Linked DNA regions of Homo sapiens: region 2 is linked to region 1. Evidence: chromatin loops called from intact Hi-C (ENCODE). Cell type or tissue: mammary epithelial cell. All regions are shown on one strand.

Region 1 (8,000 bases):
AATCTCTCATAAAATTCAGGAGGTGCATTTTATCAAGGTGAAATTGTCTTTATTGTTCTCTGGGAAAGCATCTCTAACAACGAAAGATTTGGTAAAAACAACTTCTTGCCTTCTCTAATTTGCCTCAAACCTCTATTTGGTGGGTGTCTATTGTAAATTAATAGTCTTTTCTTAACTTCTTCATATTTTCAAGTGGAGGAAAGAATGTCTGTACTTGAGGAGGACGTTTTTTCTGTAGGAAACCCGTTCAGTAAAAGTCCTGACACAGGATATTGATATATTGGATATCTTTTGACTCTTTCTTTGAGGAAATTGACTCTGAGACTCTTAATGTGGGCATTCCATTCAACATATTTGTGTGTGTGTGTGTGTGTGTGTGTATCTTAATATAATAGTAACCAAAGTTTAATGTAATGGAATCACAAAAACATAATTATTAAAGTAGTTGTGGGCATATAGTAGGCTTTCAGTGACTTAAAAAATAACAGCAATCACACGTAATGAGAAATAATTTTGTTGATGGGTAGTAAATATAAAAAGTATGACTGTCACTTAATCATATAGACCTGAGAAAATTGATAAACTTACACAAACTATAGATTCCTCATTAAAATATATAGATATCAATTATTTTTCTGCCATATAATGTGGGTATTTTGAAAACTATAAAGCATTATGTATATGTTAGAGTTCTTAAGGTTTATCAGTATCAGTAAATGATACTGATGTTAAGAAAAGTGTTTTTATTTTTTATATCTATTTTTTAAAGTTTAATATGTAGCATGATATAGACCAAATATTGTGTGTTGGTCCTTATGACATAGGATGGGTCACAATCTTTTCATTTCTCTTGTAAAAAGAGTACAGAATAAGGTTTCCACATACCTCAACCAGTTACAGTTTGGTAAGTTAGAGGCATAGGAGAATTAGACTTCAGTTTCCATTGCATTGCAAATAAAACCTTTTCAAAGCTCCTAAATCTTACTGTCCTTGAAAGTGGAATTGTCCAATGAACAAAGTTAAAACATGAATTTTAACAGTAAGTAGATGAGATTAAATAAATTAAGTAAATGAGATTAAGACTCTAAAAACACATCCTCAGGTCTGATTTCACGTGATTTTCAAGAGTATTCTACATAGAAATATTTTATGTAACATATGTGTTTATGTAATTATGTAACACTTTATGTTATATAAATTTTATATATTATGAGAATGACACTGAGAGGGATTAAATGACTTGTCCAGTCACATAACCAATGAGTGTTAGAGGTAGAACTCGAATCAAGGATATTGAATTAATAATCTCTTACTTTGAATTTAATTTTATGCTTTAGACTGCTGCGCCACTGAACTTGGTTTCCTTTCAAATAATCACAGATCTTAACTTGTTAATTCCCTAACAAGTAGTTTTTTGAAAGAACTATTTGTGGACTATACATATGTACTTATATTATTTTGTTTAAGCCACAAATTTCTGGTATATATTTAAAATTATATACTAGTTATCATCAATACCATTATGATGATTGTCATTATCATTGAATGTATGGGGATATAATGGTGGACCAAAGCATGTACTGTCTCTGTCCATTGCAAAGCTTGCTACATAAGCAAACAGTCATACACATGTATACATACAATGATGACGAGCTCCTTGAGTCAGAGTTGGAGAGCACTATGAAGGCCTGTAATAGAATTGTTAGAGTAATGCAGGTCAGGAAAGGCCTTCCAGAGATTTGAAAAATAGGCTGGTGTTAACCAGACAAAGATGGGGGACATGATATACTTCATGAACAATACGGTAAGCATTAGGGAGTAAGAAAAAAGACCAATATGGCTACAGGGGAAGAAATGAGATGATTAGTGGATGAGATGAGGAACAATGTAGGCATGGGCCAAACCATGTGGAACCTTTAGGTCATTGAGTAGTTTCCTTGTTCTACACAAATATCAATGGAGAACCATAGTATTAACCAGGGGCTGTGACATAATCAGATTCTGATTCTGAACAAATCACTCTGGTTTCAGCATACAGGATGAGGTAGTAGAAGACCAGCTGTTGGTTCAGGTAGATTAGTAAGAGGATGGCTGCAGCAGTACAGGCAAGAGATAAAGATATCTCAACTGGGGTCATGGAGGTTGAGATGGAGGGAAGTGAGAAGATTTAGGAGAAAAAAATCAATAGGGCTTGGTGAAGAACTAGATATAGTGGATGATGGAGATGATGCCTTGGCCTTTGGTTGGTAACAATGAAATAGACACAGTAGAATAGGAGTAGGAGTTGGAGGAATTATCAGAAGTTCGGTTTTGACATGAAGAGTTTAAGCAGCTTTTGAGACATACATTAGGAATTGTTTAGAAAGCAGTTGGATGTATAGGTCTGGGTAGAAATATACATTTCTGTGTCATGTACATAAAATGATAATGGAAATTATATTACCATAATATTTTCTAAGCGAGTGTACTGCAAGAAGAGGAGACAGCCTAGAATATAGCCTTTAGGAAATCCAACTTTTATAGGCCAGGTAGAGGAGGATATGCCTGCCAAGAAGACAGAATAGGAGGTAATCCAGGAGTGCACTGTGTCACAGGGTCAATAGAGGGAAGTGTTTCCAGGAGGAAGAAAAGGCCAATGACATTAGGTACCATGGAAATGTCAAGTAAGATGAGAACAGAAAAATGTCTTTTGGACTTAGTTACAAGAAATTCACTGGCAGACTTAGTGAGAGCTGTTTCTGTGGATTGATAGGGCTGGAATCCAAATTTAGGAGAGCTGAGAAATCAAATGAGGAGGCTAAACTAGATCCTCTCTAATGTCCCTTACAACTCTACAATAATATAATGCTGTGATTTCATGCTGCTGGCCTGAGTCTCCTTTGTCACAGATTTCCTTACTCATCCTATTCCTGGTTAATAACACAACTCTTGTTAAAAGAAATGATTCGGCTGGGCGCGGTGGCTCACGCCTGTAATCCCAGCACTATGGGAGGCTGAGGTGGGCGAATCACAAGGTCAAGAGATCAAGACCATTCTGGCCAACATGGTGAAACCCTGTCTCTATTAAAAATACAAAAATTAGCTGGGTATGGTGGCATGTGATTGTAGTCCCAGCTACTCAGGAGGCTGAGACAGGAGAATCGCTTGAACCCGGGAGGTGGAGGTTGCAGTGAGCTGAGATGACGCCACTGCACTCCAGCCCGGTGACAGAGTGAGACTCCATCTCGGGAAAAAAAAAAAAAGAGAAATGATTTACAAAGACTATATTATTTAAGCATCGTTACAACCTTAAATTTGAGAGAAATAATTTTCTTCTATCTTTATACCTAATTTTCTTTTGGAAAGAATCTTGAACACAAAAAAATCTGTGCTATTTTTCCATGTAGAACCAATTGAAGAAATATTTCCAGGAATTGATTTTATATATTTTTTTGGGTCAGGACAGCAGGGATAAAATCAGGTCTAGAGTTTCCATGTGGATGAATTTGGAAGTGAACAGATTTGAAGCTGCAGTCCAGGGATGTCTCACACTACACCATACTGTTTTTCTTTTAAATTGAATCATTTTCTCTAGGCTTTGAAAGTTAAGAAAACATATTTGAAGAATTGATTTTGTATGTAAATAGAATGCTTGGGCACTACTGCATTTCATCTAAAAAGAGATTCCTGTATTTTCACTGTCTTACTGGGATAGACATCTTATGAAAGGGCATATAGACTCTTGCTACTCAAAGTGTGAACTGTGGACAAGCAGCATCAACTTCAGCTAGGAACTTCTTAGAAATGCAGAATCTCAGGCCCCACCCCAGACCTACTGGATCATAATCTGCATTTCAATAAGATCCTCTGGTGATTTATATTAACATTAAAAGGTAAAAAGAACTTGCCATCTTTTTTCTCTGAATCTACTTCTTAAAAACATAGAATTCATTGTTACTCTACTATGATATTTAAACTGATCCAAAGTTAGTCATTTACGGAGTAAAAATTAATCATATTATTTTGTTTTAAAATTAAGACCTCCAGTAAAGCACATAGGTGACTAACAAGGAATATTCCACAAAAAGTAGGTTACTCTCCTAGCTTATGGTAGGACATGCATTTTTCATTCCCCCTTCCCAGAAGCTGCTAATTATCCGCATTGGACTATCTACCCTTCCTCTTTTTTATTAATAATAATATTTGTAATTTTGATTTGAAATAGCAGGGTTACTCGTCAGACTTTTGTACAGATTTATGAACTTCCACTATTTTCAGTCCCTTTAGCCAATTTAGGAGAATAGCATATGCACTTTATTACATGACTGTTCCTAGTGATTAACATCTGGAATGGGCAGATGAACTAAACTCCCAGTTGCACTTTTCCTTGCTCCATTTCTAACATGGAGCCCTGCTCTAACCTTTAACCATGGCAAGAAAAGATTGCTACTGCCCCCTGCCGGCCCATTGTCTCATTTCCTTTTCTACAAATCTGTGACTTGCGGATGCCCAAGGATTTTGAGCCACTGAAGAAAGCTCAGTTGGAAGGGGCTTTCCCTAGTACAGAGGTAGAGAGATCCTTTGGGACTAGGCGGCTAAAATCAAATGAAAACATTAAAAAGGCGAGGAAGGCATAAAGGACTTCTAAATTAAATTATCGATCTTCATGAACCTTCTTCTGCACGCGGGCTTCTCTGTGCCAAGGAAATGTTCCCTTCTCTTCGGCACAGGACTCCTCTTTGCCTCCGGCTTGCACTGACAAAGAGTGAACTGTCCACACCCTTATTATAATTTCAGTACTCTGAATCCTGTTCTCTGTTTCCCCCAATTTCGTTTTCCCACGATTAAACCTTATTCCCTTCCCTTTTCTGCTTCAAATTCCCGTCCCGCCCACCCACCGACAGCCTAGCATTTCCAGGAGCTCAGACCCCACTTCCCTCACCCTCTCCGTCTCCCGACCTCTCTTCTCCTCTTGCTGTCATCGTACCCCCTTCAGTATCCCCTCGCTGAACGGCCAGTCACTCTTTGCCTTCGAACAGCAGGCACGTCCCCTCTTGAATGCTTTTCCCCGACCCCCGCCCCAAGCAACTGAAAAAGGAAACATGCGCACTTCAGAGCTTGGAGCTGTCCGAGTGCTGAAATTTATAGGCTGGGTAAGATCACGTCTCCGTCTCATTCTATAGCCCTCATTCCAGCACAGGATCTCAGCAATTTTTCCCTCTTCCCCCCACCCACTCCAGCGCGCAGAGTCCTTTCTTCTCTCTCATTTACAACTTCTTTTTAAAAGAAAACATTTTCTAGAAAAAGGGCTTTGCTAAACAGAAAAGATATAAAACAAAAGCCACAGCTATCTAGCATGGCATTGTCACCAACTCCCTTTGCATGGTGATGCGATTAAGGTAGCAGCATTTTTATTATTCAGGAAAAGCAGCTGGGGGATTCATCAGTTCTGAGGCTTTGTCTTTCTGGGTTAACTGATGGTCCCAAGCCTCGGTTTGACCTGACCATGATGCCCAGGACTGGCACTTTTTCTTTTTTCTCAGCAAACTGTACAAAACCAAATCTCTTTTTGATTTTCAAGGAAACTAGGTTCCTGCCAAATTTTGAATCTGGACAATAAACAGACACTTTGTCCTAGCATCTTTCTGGAATCATTTCGGGATATTTTCCACAAGCAACACAGAAACAGGAATGAACCGGCAGCTAGTGAACATTTTGACAGCCTTGTTTGCATTTTTCTTAGAGACAAACCACTTCAGGTAGGTGAAACGACTTTGCATGTTGATATTTAAATTGTTTAAAAGAGAATGTGTCATGTAATTGTGTATTTATCTGTGCTCTGGACTATATTATTTTAATTTTATAGAGGAAAGTTAGATATCTTTTGTTCATTTAAAACGCCTAATAATTGTGGGAGGGTGGTAAATTTTTCACAAAAGCAAGTTTTATGATGCATAGCCGCACTCTATGCAATTCAACACACATTTTCACAGCCAACGTGATATTAAGGTAGTCTGATGAGTTGCATGCTCTTTACATTTCTATATAAGGGTAATTATTTTTCTGAAAGTAATTTAAAGAGATTATTGGGTGCAGTGTTTTTCATATAAGATGATTGTATTAATTTGGCAGGAGCATGCTCATTTTAGATAAAATATAAAAGATCCCTAATTCTCAGCCAACTTGGGACTTCTGTTATATTTCAGAAACTAGAAGCATACTATGAGGACTACAATTCAGGAATTTTCTTGAAATATCAAAAATTTCTTTTTACTACTATATTCTACTATTCAATCTGTTTGGAAATGGATTGCCTACCAAAATTTAGTTAATATGACATAATTGTATTTATGTACATATGAGAAGTGGAGCATGCATAATTTTAAAAAGTGAGAAATTACTATTTTCATGCTTGCATTTTCTACATGGTTTACGAATAGTTGCCAAATCAATTGATACCTCAAAATATCAAATCATTACCAGTAAGTGAAATAGTCATCTAATAACAGAGAGTGGAAGACTGAGCAGAGACAGGAGATGCTCTTACAACAAAGTATAGGACTCTAAATTTAATTTTCATTAAATTTTATGGCATTTTTTCACAGAACCAAGATAAATGGAACACATAGTAATAATGCTATGAATACTGGGAAAACCCACTATGTTCCTTTCAGGTTTACACCTCCTACTATGATTAAGAAAAAATATAGGCTGGTTTTTATTAGAATCATCATCATCATCATCATCCTCACCACCACCACCATCATAATCAAATAATACTTGATTAATCAGATGAATCTGCATATGAGAATGTGAGTATTTATGCATGCTCATATCAATTTTTAACTCCTACAAAATATTTATATCATCTTTGCACTTATTTTGAATACCCCTTCTTTGAAAAGCTGGCAAGAATGTGGTATTTTCTTAGTGATAGAATTCATAAGACACTATTTGTTAAACTATTGAAAACAAAGCTTATAAAATACATACTTTAGGGAAGAAATTTCAGTTAACCACTATGTATTGTGAAATAATTAATTTTGCTACAAACCAAATATGCTATGTTTAATAAGCTCTTTATTACTTTTAACAGGAAAATGAAAATCTGAGAAATTTTTCACCAACTTTCAGTGTTTTGGTGATAAAAAGTCAAAATGATTTAGAAGTGTGTTTTCATCAATATTTTTTAGAGAGTCAACAATTTAAATGCTTATATAAGCATTTAATATATAAGCATATAAATAACTGATAAAATAATAGAAGTCATATACATGCTCATTGTTGACCTATTTTAAAAAGAAATGAAATGTCCAAATGAAGGTTCTCTTTTAGATATCACATTGAAAAATATTAATAGTTGATAGTTGGATTAGAACTAGCAGATGGGAAAAATAAGCAATGAAATAATAAGTTTGTTCTGCCCATCTTATTATATATTTCTTATAAAAGGTAGATGACTTATATTTAGGGCCGAAATGCTGAAACAATTTTTTTAAGTCAGATAGAAATGATTTTAAGACAATCACATGAATTTAAAAAAATATCATCTCATTTCTCTGAATAGTTTTAACTATATATACATAAAATCTACAACCTAAAACTAAATACATTGTCTGTTCTCAAACATCTTATGGTTAAAGTTTGGAAACCTGGGTGACGCGACTCAGGATTTATAGTTCTCATCATTTAAAGTTAACTTTAGAACATGTACAAGTTCAGAAGTTGGCCAAAGAGTTTGGATTTTTCTAGTTTTCTTCATACTAACATATCAAATATCTTTACCAAAATGTAAAGTTAAAAATGCAGTGAGCGTTAGCTCTCAAGGGATGCAAATGAAATTGTTGCTAAAAGAGTTAATGATGTGTTTAGGACGGCTTTCTGCAAAGACCATGACTCCAGGTCTGGAAAACAACCTTCACAGACCCTATCTCCTTCAGATTTCTTGGACAAGTTAATGGGAAGGACATCAGGATATGATGCAAGAATCAGGCCAAATTTTAAAGGTAGGTTCCACTTAA
Region 2 (8,000 bases), 420 kb before region 1:
TGTCCTTTCTGTTTGTTAGTTTTCCTTCTAACAGACAGGACCCTCAGCTGCAGGTCTGTTGGAGTACCCTGCCGTGTGAGGTGTCAGTCTGCCCCTGCTGGGGGGTGCCTCCCAGTTAGGCTGCTCAGGGATCAGGGGTCAGGGACCCACTTGAGGAGGCAGTCTGCCTGTTCTCAGATCTCCAGCTGCATACTGCGAGAACCACTGCTCTCTTCAAAGCTGTCAGACAGGGACATTTAAGTCTGCAGAGGTTACTGCTGTCTTTTTGTTTGTCTGTGCCCTGCCCCCAGAGGTGGAGCCTACAGAGGCAGGCAGGCCTCCTTTAGCTGTGGTGGGCTCCACCCAGTTCGAGCTTCCCAGCTGCTTTGTTTACCTAAGCAAGCCTGGGCAATGGCGGGCGCCCCTCCCCCAGCCTCGCTGCTGCCTTGCAGTTTGATGTCAGACTGCTGTGCTAGCAATCAGCGAGTCTCCATGGGCGTAGGACCCTCCGAGCCAGGTGCGGGATATAATCTCGTGGTGCGCTGTTTTTTAAGCCCGTCGGAAAAGCGCAGTATTCAGGTGGGAGTGACCCGATTTTCCAGGTGCCGTCCGTCACCCCTTTCTTTGACTAGGAAAGGGAACTCCCTGACCCCTTGCGCTTCCCGAGTGAGGCAATGCCTCACCCTGCTTCGGCTCGCGCACGGTGCACGCACCCACTGACCTGCGCCCACTGTCTGGCACTCCCTAGTGAGATGAATCCGGTACCTCAGATGGAAATGCAGAAATCACCCGTCTTCTGCGTCGCTCACGCTGGGAGCTGTAGACTGGAGCTGTTCCTATTCGGCCATCTTGGCTCCTCCCCGACTCCAAAATGTTAACTGAGGTATTGAGGGGTGAGGAATGAAGGGAGAGAGAAGGAGGGTGATAATTTTTCTTCTTTCTCTTCTGTATTCTCTATACTTTCTACAATGCATATGTACCTCATTTGTTTCAAGAAAGTAAGCACTAAGATTTATAGAAATATTATGGTAAAAGGAATTATTGGTAGAAAAAAATGACATGAAACTATGGATGACTTTAGTATACAAATGCATGCTATAGCATCCAGCACGCTAAGAGAGTTGGGTCCATAATCACAACTTGAGCCACCACTAAAGCAATCTGGGCCACTTTTTATCAACTCCTTTGACTTTGCTTGATGGCTTATACCAAAACTCTGTTCAGTTTTTGTATATCTAAGACTAGGAAGAGCCAAAATAAAATGGATGCAGAGCACAAGTCTGATCTGGTTTCTCCAAGAACAAAATTTAGGGTACATGCAGTAAAATAAACAGCAGAGCATGCTGGCAATGATCTATAAATACTATTTTTTAAAATTTCACTTTTGCTAAGTGAATGGTTGTGTTAGTCCATTTGTACTGCTATAACAAAATAACTGAGACTGGGTAATTTACAAAGAACTGATATTTATTTCCTCACAGTTCTGGAGGCTGGGAAGTCCAAGATGAAGGCACTGACTGGTTCACTTGTCTGGTGAGGGCTGCTCTCTGCTTCCAAAATGGCGCCTTGTCACTGTATCCTCTGGAAGGGAGAAATGCTGTGTCCTCTCATGATCCTCACATAGAAGGGCAAGCCAACCAAACATTGCCTCTTTTATAAGGGCTTTAATTCCATTCATGAGGAAGGAGCCCTCAGTGCATAATCACCTCTTTAGAGACCCCACCTCTTAATACCATCACATTGGCAACGCCTGGATTTTGGAGGGAACACATTCAAACCATAGCAGTGTAGCTATCCTCTTTGGCAAGCAGTCAGCATGCAGAGATTCCATGTTATCAATGTAGTTGGATTCAGATGCTTTGAAATAAGCAGAGACAGGGGTAACTTCAACTTTCTGTTGTGAAACTTGAATATTTGCTTGAAAAGAAACCTATTTGGATTCTGCACGGTGGTAGGCACACCCACCCAGTGGTCACCTATAGGCCGGGGTAACGCTTTTCTTAAAATCTCTTCTGGGTTGGCTTCCAATACATGGTCCATCAGGGAGAATATTGATGTTGTATCTTTTATTAAAGTCCAACTTTTCTCCTTTCCCTCCCTTGTCACCTCCTCAGCCTCATCATCCCTTCATTTCCTTTTTTCTCTCCCCACTTCTTTTCTGCCCTCTATCATTTTTCATCTTCCACAAGCCTTGATGCTTGCTCTCCTAGTCAGCATGTGGCGCCCTGAGCCTTTAAACATAGAAGGGAGATTTTAATTACATGAGAAGACAAAAGGATATCGTGCAAAGATTAACTGCCTGGGCAGTGCAGATTAAGTAAGGAAACAAGCACATTAATTACAAAGATGAGACTGTTTTCTTTCATTTTGTTTTAACAGCCTGATAAGGGCTCACTGGGAAGTGACCAGCATCTGATGCGACAGAAAACCACTGCTTTCTGCCCAGGGGAAATGATTTTTGAGATTCTCTGTTCCTTTTCTTTTGAAGCTTTACCTTACCCTGGTGAGTTTGTAGGAGAGGCCCGAGACTGACAATATTCTTGAGGTTGCCTGATGCTTCTTTTCTGGCATTTTCCACTGATGAGACACACTCACTCTTCAAGGAGCTTTTATACAACTCTAACTTGGAAAAGTCAGAAAAAGCTACTCCTTTTCCTTGATCCAGCTAGTAATACCCTTGAAGGAAGCAGCTGAATGTTCTATGCTCATTAATTGCCACCAATTGAGCTATACCCTGAGGAGACTAAAACCTTTCTATGTATCTTTTAGAGTTCTATAAGGATAAAGGGAATACCTCCTATGCTAAACTACATATTTTTTACATTTGTTACTCAGTCAAGCAGATGTTAAAATAAAGTGAAAGTAGCTCCACGCTGTGACTCTTAGTTATCATGCACTGGGATTTATAAATGAAAACAAAGATTCGTATTTAATTGCTTCAAAAAGATCAAATATGCCCATGTGGTTTGGTGACAGATATTTACTGCTGAGGTCATAGACATCAAGTCATAAGCATGAATTTTCCCTTCCATAAGTGAGCTGATGAAGAATCCTTCAGAACTGTTTCTATCTCGCCATACGGCTTTGGCTGTCTCTGTTTAGCCAAAGGAGTACATTTAAGAAAAAGTATCAACAAGGAACTACCAGGCCACATCTTTTGCATGCAGAGTTGTCTAGTTCATCAGTAGGTTTTCTGTTGCTTTTTCTGATGATCCTGAGAGAAACAGATCATAAATATATTTGAAGAAGAGCTTTATAAAAAGACAAGAGGTGGCTCATTCTAGGTAAGAAGAATTGTTAGTGGCCAGTGCACGTGCTTATGCCATCTAAAAACCAGAAGTTAACTACTTGATTAAAAAAAAAGGTTTATTGGAGTATAATTTGCATACCATAAAATTCACCCATCTGAATGGGCGAATCCTGCTTTAAAGGGTAAGATAAAACATTGAAAACCTTAAAAATTGTTCAGTTTGATGAAATGTGCCTTACCTAGATAAAATCTGTTTCATTTTAGTCATCAATTATAAGATTTGCTGGACCTATTTTCACATGATATACCTCTCCATGCTTCAGTTTTATTCTTCTGTAAAAGTGGGAGAGTATCTACCTAATAGGGCTAGTGTAAATGTAAAGTTGAGAGGATGTGTCTAAAGCATAGAGCTGGGTACATGATATAAATTCAGTAAATTACTCCCCCCACCCCCTAGATGTCAGTGTTCTGTTTGTTGCTTAGCCAGAAAAAAGTTAACTCATTTTGTAAAACTGATTTTCAAAGAAAGTGGTCGTGGAGATTTCAGGGAAAACCGTACACTTCTGAAACACTTTGGACAATTAGTATAGTCTTTTCCCTATACCTTTGTTGAGGAAGGAAGGGTGGGGGCAGTGAGCTGCAGTGTGTGTCTAGAAACCATTACCACTGCATAAGGACTGGGGTCATTCTTCTGCCCCATCTGGGAGGCCCCATACATGGGCCCAGAGGAGCTTGGCTCTGCCTTTGTAGAGTGATCTTGGGGCCTGTGACCAAATGGTCAGATAACCTCATGAGAGATCTAGAGTTCATCAAGCTGAGTTTTCAATTTCTGCAAAGGAGTATGGTCCTAGGAGATGAGAATTACATGAACAGAATCAAGTTCGAAGGTTTTCTGAGTTAGAGGGAAAGTGTATGCATTTATCTCATGAGCCAAAGATGTGCAAAATTAAATCAAGTGAGGTAAATTACCTCAGTGGGGGTGACAAAATCTAATCTGGCTTGAAAATTTGACTTATATCAGAAGAATAGGATGTGCCAGTCCATTTGAAAGTTTTGAAGTTGCTGTTAGAATAAATATGGCCTGGTTAGTCCCATCAGCATCACAGTAAAAAAATCAGTAATGTCCTGGCCAATCCCAAAAATTACATGGGAAGTGAATCTCCAAATTGTGTGGAGTGACATAAACTTCTTTAGTGGATTAGTAGCCTCTAACTCCAGGAGAATTTAGGATTGAGGATAGAAGTGTTTCAGATAATCGGAATAGTAATATTATCATATTTTTGTCTTAAAGCATTATTACATATTTAGAATTTAAAGTATTTTTAATGTTTAAAAAAATTTAATCTCTCTAGAGTGTTGGGTCAGCCTTTTAATTCCAATTTTAAACTATGTCATTGAGTAATTAATTTAGATTTGTGATATTAAATTGAAATCTTAATAAGTTTATAAGCTGATTTAGAATATTTAATGTGCTTAAGTATTCTGTTTATAAGCTTAATTTATTAGATTTGTAAGCATGACTTAAGTACTTGAAAGGTTTGCAAAACCAGACAATTGTAGTTTTCAAAAAGAGGAAGAAATTTAATCTATAAATTTATAAATTTAGTTTAAAATGCTTAAAAGCATTCATTTAAGTTTTACATGGAACCAACACTCTTCAAGGGCTTTTAAAAGGTTATTCCTAAGTTTTAGTACCTTATACATAGAACACAATTTTAAGCCTTTAAAAACTTAAATAATTAGATTTTTGAATTTGTAACTTTAATAAATCGAATGTTGATTTTCAAAACAGACACACACACACACACAGAATATTCTTCTCTATACACAGAAACCACTATTAAGGACATGCATACAAACATACATATACAATGTCTACATAAATAGGTGACTGGGCGAAGATAGGGTTGAGAGAAGGAGTGATTTTTCTTTTATTCCGTGCTGTGGGACAGTGAGGAGGTGGAGAGAAAGTCTTCCCCGTGCCCCACCCCACCCCAGCCCTGGAATAAATTAAAGATACCTGCAAATTTTTTGAAACTAGTTTCAGGAGGTGGGGTTTGTGTCTCTTCCCTTGGGTCTGGGCAGGTTCTGTGACTGTCTGACCAACATTTAGTAAGGCTGATTGTGCAGCTACTCAGGGCCCAGAAATGCCACTGCTGGATGTACATCCCAGGGGAACTCACTTATGTGTGTACAAGGAGACACGCTGGAGAATGCTCAGTTACAGAACCAACCGACAGTGCCATCCACAGCAGAATGGAGAAATAATTCCTGGTATATGTTTGCACTGGAATGCTCTGCATAGTGGAAAAGGAATGACCTGGAGTTACATATATCAACATGGACACCCCTCACAGACACAAAATTAAGAGAAAATAGTAAAATGTAGAATAATGTGTGTCAACCTTTTTTTCATTATCACCTCCCAAAGAGCCTTTCTAGACTTTTTCCTAATCCTCCCCATGAAATTTTAATAGCTAAGATATATTGCATACCTGTTTATGTACTCTATGTATATCTGTGCTTTATACATTGGAAGAGTAAGATCCCCCCAACAAGAACCAATTTTCACCCCCTTGGGGGCAATATTGTCTTGGCTGAGTTTGCATGATGTAGAAAAATACACAAACTATGATACTATTTATGTAGCATTTAGAGACATGCAAAGCAATAACATTTTGCTTATAGATACATATATGGTAAAGACATAAAGAAATGCATGGGAATGCTGACTACCAATTTCAGTAGAGTGGTGACTCTATGGGGGCAGAGGAGAGAGACAAATGAAATTGGAGAAGGGCGCACTGGGGACTTCAGGTGTGTTGATGGGTACATGGGTATTATTTATGCTTCAGGTAGAGATTCCAGAGGGTGGGGCTGCAGACCTCCTGTTTCATACATACTGCTTCTTACTAGCTTTCCTCTGAAAATTTCCTCTGAGCTCACAAGAAAGAAAATTTCCTTTCAAGAAAAAAGAAATTGAGTGGACTTTAGTCACAACATAATGTGATAAATACAATCAATAGTCACCGGTGTATTTTTAGAAATTTGACTGGATATGGCATAATATTAACTAACATGAGGTAGTTTATCACAAATGGAAACTGACCTTTCTCCCAAAATAAATCAGCAGATGTATGTGGACTGTTGCAATCACTGGTGCGTTTGGGGAGGGCCAGGAATCAGCTGGCATATATAATCTTATTAGAAACTTGTATAAGATAGCAATTTACCTCATAATAAAGCAAATCCCACAGGTTTGGAGCGTGTACTACAGAGCCTGTAATTTCTTAATAAGGTGAATGGAGTAGCTTTCATAAAATATGCATTTGTATGTTTTATTTTTCCTTTACCACATGAGACTAAAAATACACATGCAACATTACCCTTGGAATGAACACTTTACAGATTCATAGTTCAGGATTTTTGCATGTAGTGGTGATTTAAAATGAACTCATTTGAAATATACTGGTTGCCTCCATGACCCTCATGGCTATATCATTATTTAATCTGAGGATGAGCTCCATGTAATTCATAAAAACATAAAAGTTTTGGCTCATTTTGCTATATTAGGTATTTTAGGCTATGACTCACCAAAATACTTTTTACATATTCTGTATAAGTATACTTATACATTTTATTGTATATAATAGAAATATATAAACACCCATTTCTGTGGCATTTATCTTCATAATAAGACCAAGCAGAAACAGTTTTGGTTTGTGCATATCAAATATATCAGATTTTACATATTTTATTCTATTGTGCAATAAAGAAATGCATCATAACACGGCAATATAATTTTATTTGTAAGTTACAGACTTCACTGTGTAACCACATATGAGTCTCCCTTTCCCATAACAATTTTTAGGAAAGAGACTGAGTTTGACTACATGTAGCTGTCATAACTTATTTGCAGATGAATCTTTAATCATAGCTCTGTAATTCTGCAAAGGATAAGAAAGAGAGCTAGGGCAGTTTATAAGGGAAACGTGTAACAGGTTATGTCCCAAGACTAGGTGTGCCTTTCTTGATGCCAGAGATTGAGGTGAGGTTTGCAGTCACTCTTCTTTGCAAGTTTCTGGGTGATGGAGAACACAAGCAAAGTACCACAAGGCAAATTGTGTCATCATTACTCATGGCAGGACAAAATTCTGTTAATGTACAATGTGGAGTTCTCTGGAATGGAGAATACATATTAGAAGCCCAATGTGGAGCCTCATGCTTCCATCTTGAACCCAGGCCCTTGTATTTCCCTATTGAAAGGGTAGGGTCTACAGGGCAGTCTTTATGTCCACGAACCCAGACTACTTCAGAGCATGCAGGCCTGCCCCATTCACAGAGTGGCTGGTTGAGAAGGAAGGAATGGAGGGTTGCTTCTTCGCAGAGAAGTCCTGTCTAGGAGGGCCCATCCCATGGGTGAGAGATATAAAGATGGAGATCTCTTTTCTGAAATGCCATCTGAGCTCATAAAGGACAAAGACAGAAAGTACTTGACTGGATTCTGGCCTTTGGGATAACATAATACCCTATTGATTAAGAAAAATATCACTCTATGAATGTCCTAGACTTTAATTGGGGTTTTCATGCCTTTTGTTAGAAGTAGTCTTTGGGGAGAGGGAGAGATTGAAGATATTCTCACTAACTCTTGGCCATTAGGCAAAAAGGCTGGAAGTCGCTTCTTGTACATTAGCACAAAGCGAGGCGGTTTTGCCGGGGGTGGGGTGTGGGGGTGTGGGGGGGGGTGGGTACTGATGCCGAGGAATGACAT

The links. Peaks named below come from ENCODE experiments on the same cell type or tissue, not always from the same donor. Only the 100,000 strongest peaks of a DNase experiment are listed, where the experiment ranks them.
Region 2: it touches region 1 in a loop (7-fold over the local background); 2 of 110 quality-filtered maps call a loop at or near these places.

The regions. Positions count from the first base shown.
Region 1 is chrX:14,524,388-14,532,387 of GRCh38, forward strand. It overlaps GLRA2 (glycine receptor alpha 2), which reads left to right and starts at 5,149. Exons shown (of 9, transcript NM_002063.4): 1 at 5,149-5,738; 2 at 7,852-7,985. The coding sequence starts at 5,671. In mammary epithelial cell, a CTCF peak has its summit at 4,435 (motif pointing left); a DNase peak (open chromatin) is centred at 4,454; H3K4me3 peaks cover 416 bases.
Region 2 is chrX:14,109,135-14,117,134 of GRCh38, forward strand. No RefSeq gene overlaps it. Among named protein-coding and RNA genes, the nearest start is that of GEMIN8, 83 kb to the left of the region's middle. In mammary epithelial cell, a CTCF peak has its summit at 3,699; no DNase peak of the experiment used is centred here; H3K27me3 peaks cover 188 bases.